Linked DNA regions of Homo sapiens: region 2 is linked to region 1. Evidence: chromatin loops called from intact Hi-C (ENCODE). Cell type or tissue: OCI-LY7. All regions are shown on one strand. Each heading gives the region's core, and the rest is flanking DNA. Links, peaks and the distances in the headings are about the cores only.

Region 1 (8,263 bases), core at 5,737-8,236:
CTCCAACCTGGGCGACAGAGACTCCGTCTCAAAAAAAAAAAAAAGACTGTGTACAGAAAGTAACGCAGGTTAATGAGTTGTTCTAGGAAACAAATATAATGGGTAATGAAGTATTGATCAGATAAATTGCTTGAATCAATAGCAGAGGATAGATGCTTTTTTGCGGGGTGGAATGTCTCATGCTAACTGGTTATGAATTTGGACAGGAACATATCAGGAAAAGCACTCTGTACTCTATTTTTTTTTTTTGTTATTTATATATAAATGACAAATTTAGATTACCTGATTTTCCAAGTATCATCCAAATTCGTATTTCCCAATTGTTCCATTTCTTTATGATGAATTAGTTTCATTTGGTCAGAACATTGTCCTACCTACTTTCTGCATTTGTTTTCCAGCCATGAGTAGTCAATTTATTTCTTATTCTGACTGTCACAACCAGAACTCAAGCCTCAGAGGACAATACTTCATTCAAAATAAAAATAATGTGATTTTTATGACAGTAGAGATAATAATCAAAGGGATAAACTTAGTATCATGTGTGTATGGATGTAGACCTCACAATGTCCTTGATCACTTAGCATAGATAATAACAACTGATAAAGTCTTAAGGTTTCTCAGTGAACATTATTGTAAAGACTACAGTTTAATGCTCTGGGAAGGAGAACATGGGAAAGAAATATTAACAGGTCCCCTAATCCCAGTCTTATCTTCAGAGAAGTCTTTATCCACCTGTCATTAGTCTTCAGAGTCCTGGATTCTAATATCCAGTTTATAGGCAAAGCTTCATCTCACACATCAAGACTTTTAATTTCAGGTGTTGGTGGAAAAATGAAACGAAACAATTTTGAGGACTTACCTTATGTAGCATAAATACCCCATATACAATATTTCCTGAAGCTTGTTTGTGAAGAATATCAATCTTCAGAGTTTCCTTTGCTCTGTTGATGATTTTATTTGGAACCTCAAACGTTTGGTTAGGACCAGCTTCAGATACAGTAGATTCTTCATTGACCTCTAGGAGACTATCATATTCCAAATAATCTGATATGATGATGATTTTCTTTCCATTGAATTTCTCCTTCAAGCTGGTGTTTAAAACCTTCACATGGAAGAACTGTGTCTGTGTAGCCACTGTAGCATGAAACATTATTTTTTTCTCCATTTCTGGGGTCTCATATTCAAATGGCTTTGTTGTACTCAGTACCTTCACTATCACTGGGCGTTTTTGGAGAACATTTCTTCTGGGAGTTACCTGACATTTGGCCACTGTTTTCGGGTTCTGTGTATGATAGCACAGGAGAACAAAGAAAAATGTCTAATTGAGAAATACAGAACTGCTATTCAGTGACCTCAGTATAACACAGGGCCCCAAAACTTGCACAGATGTTTAGAGCTGGAGTCAGGATAGAGAGGGATTGCGAGCCAGGGCAGAAGATATCTTAAACTGGTACAATAGCAAGATGAAGTAACAGAGGAGACCATATAGTGAAAAGATGACCTTTCTGTAAACAGAATCAACCTTAAGAAATAAAGCATAAGAGCAACATAAGACCAGTGGATACTGAAAGCCAGTGTCATGAAGTAACTTAATAAATTTTAGGGCCAGGCGCGGTGGCTCACACCTGTAATCTCAGCACTTTGAAACGCCGAGGCGGGTGGATCACCTGAGATCAGGAGTTTGAGACCAGCCTGGCCAACATGGTGAAACCCTGGCACTACTAAAAGTACAAAAATCAGCTGAGTGTAGTGGCAGGCGCTTGTAATCCCAGCTACCTGGGAGGCTGAGGCAGGAGAATCACTTGAACCCGGGAGGTGGAGGCTGCAGTGAGCCGAGATTATGCCACGGCACTTCAGCCTGGGTGACAGAGCGAGACTCTGTCTCAACAACAACAACAACAACAATAAATAAATAAATAAATTTTAGAATGAAATAATTTCTTATACTATTTCTCTTACCAGCTTAAAGTGCCAGAGCCTAAAAATAGACAAAGTTAAATGACATTTAAAATGATCAATAAATACTAAAAAAAAATAAAAATAAAAAAAAAATGAAAAATGGTGCCCACCACAAACTATAGACACAAAGAGTGTTCAGTTATCACCAGTGTAGACAGGGCAATTTAAAGAGCACATTTCATAGTGTTCCTACCCAAGATTCAGTTTGCTTACAGCAGGTGAGAACACAAGTAGGATAAACCCCTCAGAATGCCATCATCTCAGTAGGTTCAGGCTGCAGAAACTCTACAGAGTGTCATTCCCACCACCATAGCCTTTCTCAGTGTCAGGGCTCTAGCAGGTAGCATGCTAACAGAAACCTGGGGCTCAGAAAGGGTTTTCTTTAACATCTTTACTCTTTAACATCCCAGTCTCCTTAAACTGCGATAGAACAGTTTTAATGCAGGGGAGGTTGTTTAATCTACAAGAAAAAGAGCTGAGGGTATGGATAACCTCATTCACAAACTAGCAGGTGCTGGAGAGGTCTGACATGGAATACTATAGTGAACCAAGGGAAGAGGTATGAAGGACATGGGAGCAGTAGACAGTGAGCCCACAGCTGACAGTTCTGTACTGCATAGCTCTCTCTCCCTTCCCCAAACAACACAGAACAGAAAACTTCCTGCAGTCAGAGATAATGTCAAGTTCATCAAGTATCCCTGTGAAAGCAAAAGATCAAAATGTAGTGGTTTCTCAATATGTACATTGGATTAACTAGCAAATTATCGATGCAATTTTTAAGTAACCGGTGAAATCAGTCCTTTACTTTGGGTTGAAAAAAACAAAGCAAAATGGGACCAGGAAGAGTGTACCTCAGTTGAAGAACTGTTGGGTGGAGCTGACAATGAGGTCTTGGGAGATGGGGAACGGCCCATGGCTGTGGACATGCCGGCTCCTGCAGGAGAGGGAGGCTGAGTCTGTTCCTCGGACACCTTACTCCCTTTGGGTCCAGCCTTTTCTTTGGTTGATTTTTTTCTTTTCTGAAAGTGGTTTGATTTTCCTGTTATTCGTTTTCAGTGCCAAATGAAGTAGAGCACATTTTCATTATTGGATAGTAGTTTTATTATTCCTAAGAAGATGTTTCTTGGAAACTTGAGAGGTTGCTGCCCATCTCTCGCCAGTTTAAGAGATGGGCATAGATGGTTTCATTAAACGAAGAAAGAGGAGAATGTTATACACATTATTTCTCTAATTATTTCTGTTATGGGATGTGCTGACTTGGGATTAGAGAAACTAGGTTTTTATACACATGGACAAAGTACTTACCTGATTCTCACGTTGACACTCCACTCTACTAGAATGAAGGTATCACATTTATGTTATATATATTTACATTATGTTTACTCATGTGTTTGGTGCATTGCTTTGAGCATCAATAAGATGATCAATTATCATACAATTTGGTAAATCTGAAACTTGATGGGAAACATGAAGAAATAACTGCCTGCTGGAGAGATTGAGTGGAAGAGCCGTAGCAGAGCTTCCTCTGTGGGACTTGAAGCCTGCTCCTCTTCCTGAAGCTTACCTGAGCTCCAGGAGTTGCCTCTGCTCCTTCAGTTTTGACAGTGCTGCTTGTGGAGGGTGCAGGTGAAGTAGCATCCACTTCCTTCTTCCTCTTTCTTGATAGGGCTGGTCCTTTTACTGGAATAGATTCAATTTTATTCCCAACCAATGCAGAAAAAAGGAAGACATATAAACGATCTCCGACAGCTGAAGCAGTTTCAATACAATTTGCTCTCAGTTCCTGCTTGAGGGTTCAGCTGTGCTTTAGTCTAGCTCTACTGCATTAGCCCAGCCTGGCCTTAAGGAGACCAGCAGTCACAAGACAGGAACAAGCACTGACTCATGCTCCTCAGCACTTTCCTCACTCCTCCCCTGTGCACTGAGCACATGCTTCCTGTTCTCTGAACTCCATGTGCTTCAGTTAACCCTTTCCCAATGCGGTTCTCCGATCATTTTGTTTTAAAAACTAATGTTTTCATGATGGAGACTGCTAGGTCACATTCCCCAGGTAAAGATATTCAAATTATAGAAACCAGCCAAAGGTTTCCATGAGGAAGGATATACTGATTTTGGACTTAGACTTTTTCAAATCCTTTTTTTTAACTTGATATAACAAGAGAGGAGATCACACTTCTGAGAGGCAGGCTCACATGTAAGTATTGCATTTTTTTAAATTATAAAGGGTAGTGATGGGTTAAATGGTCTCAATAGAACAGATACATTCATTGGCTAAATGTACATATCTTGAATTTAAACAGTTTTTATGATTTTATTATTATATAATCTTTCTAATGTACTGGAAGTCTCAGTCCCCCTTCAACTCCCTCTCACTTTTGTTCTTTCACTGATCCCAAATATACATTCTGAAATACTTCAATCTACACCAGTAATGGAATGCACTAAGTTGTCAACTTGTTGGCCTCTGAAGTACCAACATTGTCTCAGCTGTTGAGTCACAAACTGGGGAAAACACATCTCAAGTATGTCCGAGGTGGGGCTCTAATCAATGTTGGGGAGGGTTTGGGGATGGTTGCAGGGAGTGGGTGTTCCCTCTTCCCAATTACCTTTTAACTTTTCTTTTTTAAGAGTTTCAGCCAGGTCTTCAAGCGTTGGTATATCTTCGAAAATTTTTATTAGTTTGCCCAAACCAGCATCACCTCGGAACTTTTCTTCCATCAAGTCAGCAATCTGAATTTTGTCATACTCTTCTCTCATTTTTAAATTAAGTTTTAAATCGTTGCTCAGTAAGGACTTAACCATTCTAAAATGATAATCATTGATGACCTCTAATCCTTTTAGTAGAACAATGTTCTTGTATTTTTTTCCCATCTTTACAGACATAAGTGAGCCTACAAGAGAAAATGGTATATACAGTGTTACACATGTATACAGACAATTTAAAAGATGTATGCCTATGTGAGTGAGTGGCCCATATGAAAGAGTTGTTCATGAATATGTGTGATAAAGAAGGACTCAACGACCAAATGTGTTACTGTAGAAATTGAGTGAAGAACTGCTGGGTTAGGAATGTCTAAGAAATTATTCCCATTGAATGAGAATAGTTGAGTTGGGTCCAGTTGTTAGAGGGAGGTCTGAGAACAAGCAATTGCCTCAGTGTTAAGAGTATGAGCTCTGCAGTGTCAAAGCCCTTGGTTCCTCTTCTTATCCTTTACTGGGGCTGAAGCCTATTCCCCAAATCCTGCCTGTTGTTTCTTAAATCTTCCCACACCCAGTATGACTGGAGCGGCCTAGGTGTAAATGGGCTGCAGCCTCCCACCTTATATGAATAACTTTCTGCTACAGCGCTACAGTTTCATGCTGTGGCACTGACCCTATTCTCCTTGACTCTTCCCTAGTTGGCTTTCATTAGCATCCTCCCTTCTTTGGTGCTAGACCATGGCTTCTGTTCTCTGTACCCATAAAACCATAACTTTGCTGAAAATCTGCATGCTTTCTAGTGCAGCATCACAGTATTTATTCACTGAAATGATTTTATTGGTTGTTTTATTTTTCTTCTTTCAGACTTGATTTGTCTAATTATTTCTTTTCGCACAATCAGTTTTCTCTCGATAAGCCACATTTATATTCCACTGAAATCCTTCAATATTTCTCCTTTTTCTTCCCCAAAATTCCTTGCTTCCTATACTGTCTCAGAAAGTGTTGAATAAGCTGCATCTTTTTTACTTCTAGTACCTTTGTACTCCTTGTATCTATGCTTCACAAAGATGCCGGACACCTTGTGTCTTCATGCCTCATGACTTTGCTAGTTCCTTCTTACTGCCTGGAAAGCCATTCCCACATTTCTTTCTTTGACTACTTCCCATACAACCTTAAGACTCAACTGAGGCTTTGTCTCATGGTAGATTTCAGAGTCTCCCTATGGACAGAGTGTCACTGCTCTTGACCTCTTAACACCTGTACACTTCCATGATGACAGTGCAAGGTATGGATTCCAAAACTTTTAAATTAATGAATTTTTTAATTTTAGGAATGATGTCTTTGTGTATAACCAAGATATCTAAATTTCAGGGGCTATTAATTGGGCCAGGCGCAGTGGCTCACGCCTGTAATTCCAGCATGTTGGGAGGCCGAGGTGGTCGAATCACAAGTTCCGGAGATCAAAAGCATCCTGGCTAACACAGTGAGACCTCGTTTCCACTAAAAATACCAAAAATTAGCCAGGTGTGGTGGCAAGCGCTTGCAGTCCCAGCTACTCGGGAGGCTGAGGCAGGAGAATTGCTTGAACCCAGGAGACGGAGGTTGCAGTGAGCGGAGATCGTGCCACTACACTCCAGCCTGGGTGACAGAGTGAGACTCCGTCAAAAAAAAAAAAAAAAAAAAAAAAAAGCTTCCTTCTTACGAGAACATGAGGATCCTTGGACTGAAAAGGTCCAGAGAATGAAGGGAAAATCTATACAAAAACACATTATAGTGAAACTGAAGAATATAATGAACAAAAATACTCTGTAAGCCTTCGGTAATGAGGAATAGATCACCTACAAAGATTCAAGAATCAAATTGAAAGTGAATCTCTATATCAAAACTGCCTGAAGCAGGACAATGGAGTTATTTTTATATAATGTTGGTCCAAAGTTCCATATCAATTGCAAAACCAAAAAAAATTTTCAATGGAAAGTTTTGACTTATTTTGTGAGTGTGCTAGAAACAATAAGTTCGTCTTCAAACTTTCCTGTTCTTTCCTGTTCTGTAAACAACCCTTCCTTCCTTTGCCGCCCCAGACATGCCTTCCCGCCTAATTGGTACAGGACAGTGTCTTCCTTCCCGCCTAATTACCCCTATAGAATTTAAAGCAGTAGCCAATCCGGTCAGCTTAGAATGTGCATTGTGACTGACGCAGGCAGCACCCTTCTGTAGAAGCAAATATGCTTTGCTGAGAAATTTCCTGTTTAAGTGCTGGTTTTTCTTTGTGGCACTGAGCACTTGTTTCCAACAAGTGTGACAGCACAATTTATTTGCAAAATAAAACCAGATTTGGGATGACAGTAGGCTATGTATAATCTTTATTTCACTGAAATGTGAACACTCACATGTTTTGTTTTGCAATATTAGTGCTTTTGATTTTGGAGTAATTATTTATATCCCAATGGAGTTTCTAGTAAGACACTATTTAGAATATATACACTAAATAGCCTTTCTGAAGCCTCCAGATTCTTAACTTCAAAATGTATCTAGCTCCACAGCACAGAAGAGGTGCTTTCATCTTGTCTTAAGGGAAAATATAATTTTACATTTTAGAGTTTTAATTTAGGCAAAATGATATTTAAATAGAAGAGTCTCAAAAACTATTTTGTGATACTCAGGGCCTCAGTCTTTTTGCAAGACAAAGACTCATACCACAAGAAAACATCTATTGAAAATAATATTTAATAGGAAAACATGAATAAAATTAAAAATTCTGCCAGCCAAAAGATAAGAAGAGTGAAAAATAAACTTTTTTAGGTGTTCCTAATGTCTTACAAAGAAAACCCTGATCAAATATAAGAGAAACAGAAATTACAACAGCATGGTAAAGGGAGGGAAGAAAAAGAACATGACAATTCACTAAAGCAATTGTCTTAGATAGTGAGATGATATAGAAGTGTCATAAATTGAAGTAAAGACAGCAGATTGTTAATTACCAGCATATACCTAAAAGGTCTGACCTGTTAAGTGACAACTTTCATCAAATTTGATTTAAGAAATCTACATATATATTGTTAACAAAAGGTGAAAAAAATTGTTAAAAATTATCTTGCAAGGAATAACTAAAGAAAGCCAGTTTATCTATGTTTGTGTAATTTTAAATATACCTTAAGCCCAAAAGTAACTTCAGATACCACATGATAAAAGTTTCAACTCCTAGAAAATTATGTTTTAGTTATGAATTTATCTAATTTATCTAATGATATTATTTATTATTTTATAGTGCTTCATGGTACTATAATTAGTATATATTTCTCTTCATATACACACATGTACAGACATCACTACACACATATATGTGTGTACCTGTTTGTATACATGATTATATATACATATATTTGTGTGTGAATGTATATTATATATACACATAACATGTATGTGATTGTGAGAGCACTACAAAGAAAAAAAATTTTTTTTTTTTTTTGAGACAGAGCCTTGCTCTGTCACCCAGGCTGGAGTGTAGTGGCACAGTCTCGGCTCACTGCAACCTCTGCCTCCTGGTTCAAGCGATTCTCCTGCCTCAGTCTCCTGAGTAGCTGGGATTACAGGCACACATGAC
Region 2 (8,263 bases), core at 2,856-5,355, 60 kb after region 1:
GGAATGGTACCAGTTCCTCCTTGTACCTCTGGTAGAATTCAGCTGTGAATCCATCTGGTCCTGGACTCTTTTTGGTTGGTGAACTATTGATTATTGCCACAATTTCAGCTCCTGTTATTGGTCTATTCAGACATTCAACTTCTTCCTGGTTTACTCTTGGGAGAGTGTATGTGTTGAGGAATTTATCCATTTCTTCTAGATTTTCTAGTTTATTTGCATAGAGGTGTTTGTAGTATTCTCTGATGGTAGTTTGTATTTCTGTGGGATCGGTGGTGATATCCCCTTTATCATTTTTTATTGTGTCTATTTGATTCTTCTCTCTTTTTTTCTTTATTAGTCTTGCTAGCGGTCTATCAATTTTGTTGATCCTTTCAAAAAACCAGCTCCTGGATTCCTTAATTTTTTGAAGGGTTTTTTGTGTCTCTATTTCCTTCAGTTCTGCTCTGATTTTAGTTATTTCTTGCCTTCTGCTAGCTTTTGAATGTGTTTGCTCTTGCTTTTCTAGTTCTTTTAATTGTGATGTTAGGGTGTCAATTTTGGATCTTTCCTGCTTTCTCTTGTGGGCATTTAGTGCTATAAATTTCCCTCTACACACTGCTTTGAATGCGTCCCAGAGATTCTGGTATGTTGTGTCTTTGTTCTCGTTGGTTTCAAAGAACATCTTTATTTCTGCCTTCATTTCACTACGTATCCAGTAGTCATTCAGGAGCAGGTTGTTCAGTTTCCATGTAGTTGAGCGGTTTTGAGTGAGATTCTTAATCCTGAGTTCTAGTTTGATTGCACTGTGGTCTGAGAGATAGTTTGTTATAATTTCTGTTCTTTTACATTTGCTGAGGAGAGCTTTACTTCCAAGTATGTGGTCAATTTTGGAATAGGTGTGGTGTGGTGCTGAAAAAAATGTATATTCTGTTGATTTGGGGTGGAGAGTTCTGTAGATGTCTGTTAGGTCCGGTTGGTGCAGAGCTGAGTTCAATTCCTGGGTATCCTTGTTGACTTTCTGTCTCATTGATCTGTCTAATGTTGACAGTGGGGTGTTAAAGTCTCCCATTTTTAATGTGTGGGAGTCTAAGTCTCTTTGTAGGTCACTCAGGACTTCCTTTACGAATCTGGGTGCTCCTGTATTGGGTGCATATATATTTAGGATAGTTAGCTCTTCTTGTTGAATTGATCCCTTTATCATTATGTAATGGCCTTCTTTGTCTCTTTTGATCTTTGTTTGTTTAAAGTCTGTTTTATCAGAGACTAGGATTGCAACCCCTGCCTTTTTTTGTTTTCCATTTGCTTGGTAGATCTTCCTCCATCCTTTTATTTTGAGCCTATGTGTGTCTCTGCATGTGAGATGGGTTTCCTGAATACAGCACACTGATGGGTCTTGACTCTTTATCCAATTTGCCAGTCTGTGTCTTTTAATTGGAGCATTTAGTCCATTTACATTTAAAGTTAATATTGTTATGTATGAATTTGATCCTGTCATTATGATGTTAGCTGGTGATTTTGCTCGTTAGTTGATGCAGTTTCTTCCTAGTCTCGATGGTCTTTACATTTTGGCATGATTTTGCAGCGGCTGGTACCCGTTGTTACTTTCCATGTTTAGCACTTCCTTCAGGAGCTCTTTTAAGGCAGGCCTGGTGGTGACAAAATCTCTCAGCATTTGCTTGTCTGTAATGTATTTTATTTCTCCTTCACTTATGAAGCTTAATTTGGCTGGATATGAAATTCTGGGTTGAAAATTCTTTTCTTTAAGAATGTTGAATATTGGCCCCCACTCTCTTCTGGCTTGTAGGGTTTCTGCTGAGAGATCCGCTGTTAGTCTGATGGGCTTCCCTTTGAGGGTAACCCGACCTTTCTCTCTGGCTGCCCTTAACATTTTTTCCTTCATTTCAACTTTGGTGAATCTGCCAATTATGTGTCTTGGAGTTGCTCTTCTCGAGGAGTATCTTTGTGGCGTTCTCTGTATTTCCTGAATCTGAACGTTGGCCTGCCTTGCTAGATTGGGGAAGTTCTCCTGGATAATATCCTGCAGAGTGTTTTCCAACTTGGTTCCATTCTCCCCATCACTTTCAGGTACACCAATCAGACGTAGATTTGGTCTTTTCACATAGTCCCATATTTCTTGGAGGCTTTGCTCATTTCTTTTTATTCTTTTTTCTCTAAACTTCCCTTCTCGCTTCATTTCATTCATTTCATCTTCCATTGCTGATACCCTTTCTTCCAGTTGATCGCATCGGCTCCTGAGGCTTCTGCATTCTTCACGTAGTTCTCGAGCCTTGGTTTTCAGCTCCATCAGCTCCTTTAAGCACTTCTCTGTATTGGTTATTCTAGTTATACATTCTTCTAATTTTTTTTCAAAGTTTTCAACTTCTTTGCCTTTGGTTTGAATGTCCTCCCATAGCTCAGAGTAATTTGATCATCTGAAGCCTTCTTTTCTCAGCTCGTCAAAGTCATTCTCCATCCAGCTTTGTTCCGTTGCTGGTGAGGAACTGCGTTTCTTTGGAGGAGGAGAGGCACTGTGTGTTTTAGAGTTTCCAGTTTTTCTGTTCTGTTTTTTCCCCATCTTTGTGGTTTTATCTACTTTTGGTCTTTGATGATGGTGATGTACAGAAGGGTTTTTGGTGTGGATGTCCTTTCTGTTTGTTAGTTTTCCTTCTAACAGACAGGACCCTCAGCTGCAGGTCTGTTGGAGTACCCTGCCGTGTGAGGTGTCAGTGTGCCCCTGCTGGGGGGTGCCTCCCAGTTAGGCTGCTCGGGGGTCAGGGGTCAGGGACCCCCTTGAGGAGGCAGTCTGCCCGTTCTCAGATCTCCAGCTGCGTGCTGGGAGAACCACTGCTCTCTTCAAAGCTGTCAGACAGGGACATTTAAGTCTGCAGAGTTTACTGCTGTCTTTTTGTTTGTCTGTGCCCTGCCCCCAGAGGTGGAGTCTACAGAGGCAGGCAGGCCTCCTTGATCTGTGGTGGGCTCCACCCAGTTCGAGCTTCCTGGCTGCTTTGTTTACCTAATAAGCCTGGGCAATGGCGGGCGCCCCTCCCCCAGCCTCACTGCTGCCTTGCAGTTTGATCTCAGACTGCTGTGCTAGCAATCAGCGAGACCCGTGGGCGTAGGACCCTCGGAGCCAGGTGCAGGATATAATCTCCTGGTGCGCCATTTTTTAAGCCGGTCCGAAAAGCGCAATATTCGGGTGGGAGTGACCCGATTTTCCAGGTGCGTCGATCACCCCTTTCTTTGACTCGGAAAGGGAACTCCCTGACCCTTGTGCTTCCCAAGTGAGGCAATGCCTCACCCTACTTCGGCTCGCGCATGGTGCGTGCACCCACTGACCTGCGCCCACTGTCTGGCACTCCCTAGTGAGATGAACTCGGTACCTCAGATGGAAATGCAGAAATCACCCATCTTCTGCGTCGCTTACGCTGGGAGCTGTATACGGGAGCTATTCCTGTTCGGCCATCTTGGCTCCTCCCTCTGGGAGAAATCTTAAACAACATTATGCTCAAGGGCAATGGGTCCCAGTAACAGCCCTAACGCTATGGGCTTTAGTTAGAGCGGCTCTGGTTCATTGCAACCAGAAGAGCCTAAAAAGGGGAAGGAGGAGGAACCATCACCTGCCTTACCACTTCCTCTTCCCTCAGCCCCAATATCACCAAGCCAAAATAACAAAGATGAATGGAGGTTTTGCCTGAGCTCCCTCCTCCAATAGATGGGAAAAAAAATGGGATATGCTCTAGGTATGGAACCCTGTCTTAAGCGGCATTAAAAGGGGAGCCGTTCACCTGCCCAGTAATGCAAGATCAACGAGGCAATCATAAACCCATTTTTTTTTTTTAACGCTTATAAAAAGATTTTGAAAAGCATCAGAGGCCAGAGTTGTGCGGCCAAGCAAGCAGTAGGTAGAAAGAAAGGCTCGGCAGCGGGGAAGCTCACAAATCCGCAGCCAGCTAATGCTCCTAGGAACTCAGCCTGCACAGCTGCTGCGACAGGAAGCCAGGCCCAGCTGCAGGAGCTAGACTGCTGGGGAGGGGCAGGAGGCACTTGCAGAAAGGTCCACCCAACAGGCAGCGGGAGGGAGCGGCACAGGAAAAAAAAAAAAAAAAAAAACCGACACAGGCAAAAGCGGCGCCTAGGCAAGCGCAACGCAGCCACCACCCTGGGGCCCACCTGCTTAGCTCTCCAGCTCCGCAGGCGGACCACAGCAAAATTTCATGTGCTCCTTGTATACAAGCGACATCCCAGATTATAATTCTATGCTAAGATTTAAGAAAAAATTTAAAATTTAAAAAACTTCTTTCTAATAATGGCCACTGTTATCTCTCTCTTACCCCTAACGTGACTCTCTCCAAATCCAATTTAAGTAAAACGGTAACCTCTAAAGGGAGAAAAATCACAAAAGGCCCATGAGTTAGTTAAGGAGCAATTAAGAGCAAACTTTGCTCCCCAGTAGAAAAAAAAATTCCTGATTGCAAGGTTATTCATTTTATGGATGATACTCTCTTAATAGTCCTTGAGATTCACCCATTTTCATCATTCCCAAAAAGTCTAGTAAATGTTTTAACTACAAAAGTAGTTCACTCCCCACACACCTAATGCTTTAACACTGTTTACTGATGGTTTGGGTAAACATGGAAAAGCGCTAGTCTGGTGGAGACCACGTAATTCAATCACTCGATCTGGGTTTACTAGCACTTAGAGAGCTGAGATTGGGGCTCTGATATTGTCCTTGGAAACTTTTTCCACTCAGCCCATCAATATAGTTAGCGATTCTGCTTACTCTATTTATTGCAGAACCTTGAGACAGCTCTAATTAAGTCCACTCTGGAGCCCGCCCTGTATGCTGTTTTTCTCTGACTTCAGCAATTGCTAGATCAACGTACACATCCTATTTTTATTACACACATTCCAGCCCACAGCTCACTGCCTGGCCCATTGGCTTATGGCAATGAACAAGCAGACATTCAGGTTATGACATCACTGCTTGACAAAGCCACCTAATGGCATCAATTTTTCCACCAAAATTGGAGAAACTTATCTAAGCAAATTCAACTTACCCAGAGACTGGCTAAACAAATTATCCTACAATGCCCAGATTTCGAGCTCACAGGCACATCTCCTCCTTCAACAGGTGTTAACCCTAGAGGACTAGAACCTAATCAGTTATGGCAAACAGATGTTACACACATCCCTGAATTTGGAAAACTAAGATATGTACATGTATCCGTTGATACTAACACTCATCTAATTAGTGCACACGTTCTTCCTGGAAAATCCACTGGAGATGTCATTAACTTTTGCACTTATGGGACAGCCCACAAAAATTAAAACTGATAATGGTCCAGCTTATGCCAGCTCACAATTTCAACAATTTTGTCACATGTGGAATAGCCAACATTCCACAGGCATCCCATATAACCCCCAAAGACAAGCCATGGTAGAACGTGCCGACTCCACCCTTAAAAATATGCTCAAGAAACAGAAAAGGGGGAGTATGGGTAAATACCCTGCCACGCTATTGGCACAAGCCTTATTTATGCTTAATTTTAAAAATTGAGATGACACATTTCAATCAGCTGTAGAAAAGCACTTTGCTGAAACCTCTCTAGGCATAAAACCTTCAGTTTTATGGAAAGATGTCAACGGTAATGTACGGTGTGGTCCAAGTGAATTATTAACGTGGGGAAGAGGGTATGCTTGTGTCCACACACCCTCAGGTCCTCTTTGGATTCCAGCATGACACATCAAACCATATCACAGCGTGGCTAGGACCCAACCTGGTACCAGAAATGAAGGAACTAACCCTGCAGGACCCGCAGCCCTGGACAATGTGGCTTCCTCGGATGACACAAGCCCCGGACATTACCTGGGGGATGCTGAAGAGGACAACTCAGGAGGCTGAATGAATCCTGCTCCTGACACAGACACCATTCACTCCAGATAATTTGCTTCTTGCTATGCTTTCTGTTGTACATTGCAAATCACTTAGGGTATTGTTCCTTTTTTATGCTCTCGCTTTGTCTGCAACCTGTACCTGCTAAACTCTACTGGGCTCATATCTTAGATCTGCCTCTCTTTCGCCCTGTCACTTGGGCAGACACTCCCTTTCCAGCCTTTAATAACGTGATTGCTTGGCTAGGAGGGTTAGATTTACACCCAATGGGGTCTCTCAATAATGGCACACATTGGACTAAGGTGCCAGATAACACTACATATCACTCCACTATCCTTCCACTGTGTGTAAGTTATAAAGGTTCTAACCCTTAATGTGTACCTGCCCAAACCCAATTGTGGCTACATCATGGCAAAAGAAATGCCTTAACAGTCTTAGCTGCAGGCAGCCTCAAACTGGGTAATGCAATTAATGCCGCTTTCCCAAACATTCCTTCCTGTGCTCACAATAGCAAAGACTTGGAACCAACCCAAATGTCCAACAGTGATAGACTGGATTAAGAAAATGTGGCACATATACACCATGGAATACTATGCAGCCATAAAAAATGATGAGTTCATGTCCTTTGTAGGGACATGAATGAAATTGGAAATCATCATTCTCAGTAAACTATCGCAAGAACAAAAAACCAAACAGTGCATATTCTCACTCATAGGTGGGAATTGAACAATGAGAACACATGGACACAGGAAGGGGAACATCACACTCTGGGGACTGTTGTGGGGTGGGGGGAGGGGGAAGGGAGAGCATTGGGAGATATACCTAATGCTAGATGACGAGTTAGTGGGTACAGCGCACCAGCATGGCGCATGTATACATATGTAACTAACCTGCACATTGTGCCCATGTACCCTAAAACTTAAAGTATAATAATAAAAACAAAACAAAACAAAAAAAGCCAGGAAAGTAATGAATTCCACTTTAGCTGGGAGGTCTGTCATGGGGAACAAGCCTATAGCCTCCAACTAGGCAATTATAACATCTTAGACTGGAGCCCACACAGCTGTTTGCAGGGCAGCCTTACTGATGTCCTCATCCATCATGGCATCAATCACAGTTTTGTAACCTCATCACGTTCCCCTGTGATTTGGGCTGATGGGGGGATGGGTTATCCCAGACCCCAAGTAAAGTCCTTGCCACCCCATGACACTTTATGGTGCCTAGGACATCTTAGCACCTCCTCTGACACCTGGCATGGGACATATCATAATTCCAGTCACAATTACACTATAGCCTTCACTTGTAATCACACTGATCAGTGCCTAATTTGCACTCCCCATCCATATGTTTTCCTTATGGGAACTGATATTTCCATGACACCCCAAAACTCCGCCTTTGTGACCCAGGTGCAGGGACAGGCTTGGTTTGCCTCATGTATCACTAATGACAATATATCTAATTTAAATATTGCTAGTGTTATGATATTAAGGAGACAATCTGAGGCATTCCTACCAGTCAATTTGACACATGATTGGCAAGGTTCCTCTGCCCTTGCCACCTTAGAACGTCCCCTGTCCCAGGTCAGACTCAAAAGATTCGTAGGCACACTTATAGCCTTTATGGTCTCAGCCATAGTCATCCTGGCAACTGCTAGTATGGCTGTTGCATCTATTACTGAATCAGTACAAACAGCTGCTTTTATAGATAATATGGCCAGAAATGTGTCTAATAAACTTCTCTTACAGCAAGGTATAGATCAAAAGATTCTTGCACTACTGCAATCCCTCGAGGCTGCCTTAGAATATGTGGGGGAGCAACAAGACGCACTGGCATTCCAACAGCAATGAAACTGCAACTGGGGGCATAAACATATCTGTATCATTTCTCTACCATGGAATCAATCAATACATGGTTGGAATGAGGTGAAACAACACCTCTGGGAAACCTTTCATGACAATTTGGCAGCAGACATAAAGCAACTTAAAACTAAAATTTTAGAATCCTTTCACACTATAGATCCACACACCCAACAAACAGCCATATGGAAGGGTGTGCAAGATTATCTCTACTGGTTTGACACCTGTTCCTGGGGGTCACTCTGACTGGAAAAGAATGCTGCTAATTATATTCATGATTATCTTATGTTATTTGCTAATTCTAGGATGCAAAGCCAGAATAATAGCAATGACCGCCCCACCCAACAGACTTGTTGCTGCACACATCTGTATGCTTCAGTCAAGAGAACCTGATGCAGAAAACAGAAAAGGGGGACATGTTGTAGTTCAGTCAGGCTGGTGGAAAAATTTTAAGATGAAGTTCTAGGACATAGACACAAATCTTCTTGGAAGGCTGGAAGGTTTTGTAAAAGTCTCAAGATAGGGCTATGGCTGA

Evidence for each region. Hi-C counts contacts between places; a loop is a spot of excess contacts. Peaks named below come from ENCODE experiments on the same cell type or tissue, not always from the same donor. Only the 100,000 strongest peaks of a DNase experiment are listed, where the experiment ranks them.
Region 2: a loop joins it to region 1, with 6 times the contacts of the local background. A loop is called at or near these places in 1 of 110 quality-filtered maps.

The regions. Positions count from the first base shown.
Region 1 is chr1:159,011,248-159,019,510 of GRCh38, reverse strand. IFI16 (interferon gamma inducible protein 16) reads right to left here. Exons shown (of 12, transcript NM_001376587.1): 2 at 4,566-4,850; 3 at 3,524-3,639; 4 at 2,811-2,978; 5 at 860-1,282. The coding sequence starts at 4,830. LOC124904432 (a long non-coding RNA gene) reads left to right here and starts at 5,461. Exons shown (of 2, transcript XR_007066671.1): 1 at 5,461-5,944; 2 at 6,031-7,004. RefSeq lists an enhancer at 3,295-4,494 and a silencer at 6,786-6,895. In OCI-LY7, for the core only: no CTCF peak of the experiment used is centred there; a DNase peak (open chromatin) is centred at 6,820; H3K4me3 peaks cover 2,500 bases; H3K27ac peaks cover 2,500 bases.
Region 2 is chr1:158,947,935-158,956,197 of GRCh38, reverse strand. The region is part of intron 7 of PYHIN1 (pyrin and HIN domain family member 1); the gene reads right to left. Among named protein-coding and RNA genes, the nearest start is that of PYHIN1, 21 kb to the right of the region's middle. RefSeq lists an enhancer at 2,565-3,533. In OCI-LY7, for the core only: a CTCF peak has its summit at 4,182; DNase peaks (open chromatin) are centred at 3,557 and 4,027; H3K4me3 peaks cover 1,888 bases; H3K27ac peaks cover 2,288 bases.